2 separate regions of the Mus musculus genome follow, and region 1 is linked to region 2. A link is a loop called in an ENCODE intact Hi-C map of the cell type or tissue named here. Cell type or tissue: heart. All regions are shown on one strand. Links, peaks and the distances in the headings refer to the core of each region. The heading gives the core; the rest is flanking DNA. Region 1 overlaps Rgs6 (regulator of G-protein signaling 6). Region 2 overlaps Dpf3 (D4, zinc and double PHD fingers, family 3).

Region 1 (2,909 bases), core at 278-2,777, 100 kb before region 2:
AACCTATCTCCACATCAGGGTCTGGGGGCAAGGAGGGGTTTCTTTTGTTTTGCTCTGTTCTATTTTGTCTTTATATCAAATTTCATTGTCATTTTGGGGAGATTAGTCATCCCTAGACCCTGCCACCAGAACCCTAGTCATTGCAACTAATGATTCAATCTGACAGCTGAAATCACCCAAAAAATGCCCTGGCTACCAGCACCCATTCAGAAAATCTTGTAAGACATGGGACTGAGCAAGTCTCTGGGATGGCTACTCCCTGCCTCCCCTTGGTCCCTACACCACTGTTCCTGCCTTTCCCAGACCCCAGAGTACCATGCAGTCAACTGAAAATCCAAGTCCTCAGAGGCAGAAGGGCTCAGCTGTGTGTTTACGACAGCTGATTTCGATCCAGATCACATCCTTGCCAGTCTCCTGGAGAGGCAGGCTGGGGGCAGACTGTGTGTATGTGCCAGGCAGGGATCTATTTTGGGAGGTGACCTGAGCCCTTTGCCATCCTGTTGCCTCCTGGCCACCCCCAGGAGTGAAGGAGATCTCACTTTAGCAGTGGATGGTGGGGTTGTGCGGTTTCAGCCTTTCTTGTCACTGTGTAGCTGACTCTGGCACATGTCCCCATGCAGTCACATGGGAACTTCATGGGCTGCCATCTGTCCAGTCATCAGGCAAAGGGTAAAGGTGAGCTAGGACCCTGCACTGCAGGAGAGAGGGGCCACTCAAGAGACTGCACATGCCTCTTTAGGGAACAAGTCTGCCCCAATGCTGCCAGAAGACAGAGCAGAGAGCCACCTCCAGGCATTACCAGGCTTACAGGTCCTGGAAAGAGGACAAGGCTTCCTAGGTCAAGGTCAAGGAGACTCGTTTCTATCTGTTATCAAAACAGGAGCATCGAAAGAGAAGTAAAGAACTTAAGATCAGAGAACTGCCAGGAAGACCCTCAGTTCTTCTCCCCCAACCCCTACTCCCACCCCACCCCCAAAAAAGCCACTGTGAAAACAAGATGGTAGGTTTCATTAAAGCAGCAAGTGAATTTCCCAGGTTGCAACAGAGCGAAGAAAGCACAGTGTCCTAGAAGGAAGGCACAGCTATGATGTATGCATTGTAGGAACAGACTACAGGACACTGCTTAAAAGCAAATGGCTGCCTGGGATACTGAAGGAGAGGGGAGCAAGCTCAACACAGAGGAACTGTCAGTGCTTAGGTGTCTTTCCTAAAACTAAGGAGAGAAGGGTGGTTAAGGGGTTGCAAGGCAGGCCCAAACAGCAGCGGATCTTCCAAACCTCTTCATTGTGACCAAGTCCTTGTAGCCCTAGCAACAACAGCACACAGTCCCAAACAGGAACAGACCTCATTGGCTTAACATTTGGCAGGAACACTCCCGTCCTTCTTTTCCTGGGTGAGCCTGACAACGGCAACCCTAGTACAGGGGAGAGAGAGAGAGAGAGAGAGAGAGAGAGAGAGAGAGAGAGAGAGAGAGAGAGAGAGAGAGAGAGAGAGAAACTATTGCTGGTGAGATTTCAACCCAAAGATTGAAAATAATGCCTACTCCTCCTGCCCACCCTCTGTGATTGTCATTTCTAGTTTGAGGCTGTCGTATCAGCAATGGAGAAGGTCAAAAGGCCTGCCTTGAGGTGTGCTCCCTGTCTTGAGGAGTGCTCCTTGCCTTGAGGAGTTCCCCTTGCCTTGAGGAGTGCTCCTTGCCTTGTGTTGCTCTGGGCATCTTCGTGCTACTCTCCATATCTTATCCAGGGCTTTGATAAGCCGGAAGAAATCCCAGAAAGAAAGGGTCTGTGAAGGTCAAGTCAAAGGAGACAGGAGTAGATAAAGATGTTTGGCCTCAAGCAAACCTGATGTTCATCTTTGTTTCCCAGAATAAATGAACCCATCTTGATGTTCCCAAAGGGTAAAGGAGAAGGGGTGGATAGAAGACATGGGGAGGGCCACTCTACTGGAGAATATTCTGGCAGCAGCAGCTTCCCAGCCATGGTGTAAGCCTCACTGAGAGCATTTAGAAATGCCATGGTTAGGAGCATTGCAGAGGCGCTTTCTGCACTGAATTCCAAAATGTCTTCCAGCTGGGATTCTAAACCACATTAAATACCTCTTAAGGGATCTCGCCAGGTTTAATTCCGTGGTCTACCGGTTGTAGGAAATGTGAGTGAGATATAAGGAGGGAGTTTGCTAAGACTGGAGAAGAGGGATCCGGGAATCTGCCATGGGAAAATAATAAGTAAAGGGTGACACACAGGAAGCAAGGGAAACTCAAGAGAATGTCTGCCCTGCACACATCAGCTGTGCCTCTCCCTTCCCTGACCTTGACCATTTGTGGCTGCTGCTGCTGCAGCTGCAGCTAAGCCTTGGGCAACAGGGCTCTCTTCCCTGTATGCCTGAAAGGAGGTCAGCCAGAAAAGGACACAAGCATTCGTTGACACAGGGGGTTGGGCACAGTATAGAGCATTGAGCATCCTGGCCTTGGGCTGGAAAAAGCATGTCTTGCCATAATTCCAACCAGGATGGGTATTTTGTTGAAAGCAGAAAAGAAATTCATCTTTTACCCAATGCTGCGGCAGATTATAGGTAATGAAGCTAATCCCTAGGGTGCCCCCAAGGGCTTTGCTCAGACCAGAAAAGGGGTGCCCTCCCTGTACACCCCTCCTCCCGTGTCCTGCCTAGGGGGCTCATCTTAGACTGGGCTCTGAGGAAGGAAGGAAGGAAGGAAGGAAGGAAGGAAGGAAGGAAGGAAGGAAGGAAGGAATAGAGGGAGGGAGGGAGGGAGGGAGGGAGGGAGGGAGGGAGGAAGGAAGAAAGGAAGGAAGGGTTTTGTGTCACATTCTTTTCAGCTGTCCTAAGAGCCACCGTATTGCAGATGACACTCCTTCCTCTCTGGGGCTTCTCCAGGGCCTGCTTTCAAC
Region 2 (2,909 bases), core at 198-2,697:
TTGGGAGCCCAAAGGATAGAAAGTAGGAACAATCCAAGGTAGGAAAGGATTGTGGGGAATCTTCATCTTGAGGAGTGATGGGGAGACCCTGTCAGACAGGAGGGGTGGTACCCTTGGTTGGAGGATTTGAACTCCTGAAGGCAGAACTCAGAGCAAGCAGATAACAAGGGGCTTGAAACAAGCTTTACAAAACAAGTTCCACTTTCAATCATGAGTAAGTAAAGCAAGCAAGTTATAGCAGACTCTAGCTCAGTGGTTCTCAACCTGCGGGTCACAACCCGTTTGGAGGGGGACCACATTATCAGATATCTTGCATATCAGATATTTGCGCTATGATTCGTAACAGCAGTAAAATTACAGTTATGAAGTAACAATGAAAATACTTGACTGGTTGAGGGGGTCACATGAGGAACTGTATTAAAGGGTGGCAGCGTTAGGAAGGTTGAGAACTGCTAAGCCAGAGTAAAGAGCTACTGCTACCTGCTTACTCAGCAAACACAAGCATTCTTACATTTTCCTCTGTTTGTTGTTGTTGTCCTTTTAAGCAGGGTATCATGCAGCCCAGGCTGGCTGAGGATAACTTTGAACTGATCCTCCTAAGTGCTGGGATTACAAGTACACACACTACACATAGTGTTTGCAAACCTAGGGCGTCATGCATGTTAGGCAAGTGCTCTACCAAGAGCTGGGCTGCCAACCCCATTTCTTTTCATTACCATTATCATTTAGTTTGTTAAGACTAGGTCCTGTTAATCAAATTCTTTAAAAGATACTGAAACTCACTCAATTCTCTAACAATCCCCTGAGGGGAATTAGCATTATTAATGCTAATTTAATGAGAAGCTCCCTATGTGCTAAGCACTTTCAACACACTTCCTCATTTAATCTTTAAACAATCTGTGACTAAGGTTTATTGATGAAGAAGCTGAAGCTCAGGACATTAAAAAAAATTTAAGATGACCTAGGTAGGAACTGGCAAAGACATGTGCAAGACATCTTATTCCAACATCCACGTGGGGAGACTCATAACAGCCCTCAGACACAGGCCACAGGCCACAGGCCACTGCAATGTCCCTTCCTCTGACAAGATAAGATCAGCGGCTCTCAGAGGACATGGGCTTCTGACCATTCTGGTCACCTCCCAAGCCAGAGGGATTATTGGCTGAAATCCTGGTTTCCCTATCACACTCCACTGTCCCTGTCCACACTCCAGGCTGTCCTTGAGGGAAATGTGAAGCTACAAAGTACAATGTGGGAAAAGAGAGACCTGCTCCTGGCTCTAAGTTAGCTCACAGATTAAAGGGCATCCCATAGTTACCCAGGCAGAACCAGGTCAAGTATATGGCCAAATTCTGCCCACACGGAACTAAAAATGAGGGACTGTGTCTGGAAATATGGATAAAGATCTGACAATGGGCTCTCCTCTGTCAGTTCAGCACTTAGGGCCTCATGCCTATCCCCAAGAGGCAAGGGCAGAGCAGCCCTGTAGTCAACATGGCCTTGTCTGAAATAAGGCCCAGTCTGCAGATGATGGAGTTTGACCTCTCTAAAGCCAATAGTGGGAAAGACCATGTGACCTTGCAGGTGTGTTGACCTCAGTCTCTTCCCTCTGCACAGAGACCCTGACTCTAGCCAGACTGGCTTACCACTTGCCTCCTCTGGGCAAGACAGAGACAGATCTAGGAGTAGTCAGGTCAGAGGGAGTTAGAAATCTAGATGGACAAAGGACAGGGGAACCTTCTGCCTTAAAGACATGAGCAGTGTTGTAGGGGAGAGGGAGATAAAACTTTGTCAAGTGTCTTTAAAAGAAACCATCCTCTACTTAAAATGCAGACAAGATTTGGGGCCAGAACACATAGTCACAATGATCTAGCTAACCAACACACTGTCAGAGCACAGGAGGACTCTGACGACCCTTGAGTCCAGTCCCTTCTTTAGACACAGGAGCAAAGTGATTCCCAAACGTTAAGCATCCTGCCCATGGTCATGGGGCATGGGGAAAGCAGGGCTGTGCTCTAACCAGCTCTGCTAAGTCTTTATACAATGTGGTCCTGGGCCCCAAGAGAGAATGACCAAGAATAGGGTGAGCAGGGATCTGGAATCTTGGCATCCAAGGGCTGCCCCTTCCATATGCCACTACAATAAATAAGAGCCCTTGGGATCTTAGCCAGATGACTGTCTCCTCCCTGGCCCTACCTTCCGGAAGGATGAACACAGAGGAGAGCCAGAGCCAAACTGGTCCTGCATATTGTCTGCTCTGCAGCCAATTCTCTACTTCCCTGCCTCCTAAGAGGAAGAACTTTCCAGAAGGAATACCTCCAAAGCACTTTACTCATCCTTTGGTTTCTGGAAGCAAGGTAGGAATTGAATGTATTAAAGGTCATAATTTTTTAACATCACATTCTTACCAAAGCGGCACCCTAAAGTTCTCAAAAAGTCAGCTGACTAATACCATGTTGGAGCCATTAATTACAAGGATGGAGAGTGAACTGCATTTGAAGTAGCTAGCCAAGTGATGGCTATGACCCAAAATGAGGTAATGGGAGGCAACAAAACTGGGGATAGACAAAGTGTCCTGCCTAGGAGTGAGAGGGATCAAGGGCCTGTAGAGTCGCCCAGCACAGGAAGCCTGGCCAGGGAAGCTTGCTCTTTGTAACTAAGCAATTTGCTTTGCTAAGTAACGAAGATTCACTTAAACACTGGCTTCAGCCCCAGGGCTCAGCAGCCAATCAATGGTCAACAGGATGGAGGATTCTCCCAGAGGCCAACAGGAGTCCTGTTAGACGAAAGGAAGAAGGCAGGCGAAGGAACAAGGGGATGCACAAAGGTTTGATGAGGTCTAACTAAATCTGCAGGCTGCAAATGGGCCTGTAGATCCCAAGGAGCTGGAACTATATGTGGTTGTGAGA

Evidence for each region. Hi-C counts contacts between places; a loop is a spot of excess contacts. Peaks named below come from ENCODE experiments on the same cell type or tissue, not always from the same donor. Only the 100,000 strongest peaks of a DNase experiment are listed, where the experiment ranks them.
Region 1: a loop joins it to region 2, with 2.4 times the contacts of the local background. A loop is called at or near these places in 2 of 42 quality-filtered maps.

What each region holds. Positions count from the first base shown.
Region 1 is chr12:83,144,764-83,147,672 of GRCm38, forward strand. All of the region lies in intron 16 of Rgs6 (regulator of G-protein signaling 6), which reads left to right. All of the region lies in intron 1 of Gm51988 (a long non-coding RNA gene), which reads right to left. Among named protein-coding and RNA genes, the nearest start is that of Gm51988, 8.4 kb to the right of the region's middle. In heart, for the core only: no CTCF peak of the experiment used is centred there; DNase peaks (open chromatin) are centred at 548 and 1,328; H3K27ac peaks cover 2,329 bases.
Region 2 is chr12:83,246,692-83,249,600 of GRCm38, forward strand. All of the region lies in intron 8 of Dpf3 (D4, zinc and double PHD fingers, family 3), which reads right to left. Among named protein-coding and RNA genes, the nearest start is that of Gm51988, 94 kb to the left of the region's middle. In heart, for the core only: no CTCF peak of the experiment used is centred there; a DNase peak (open chromatin) is centred at 1,170.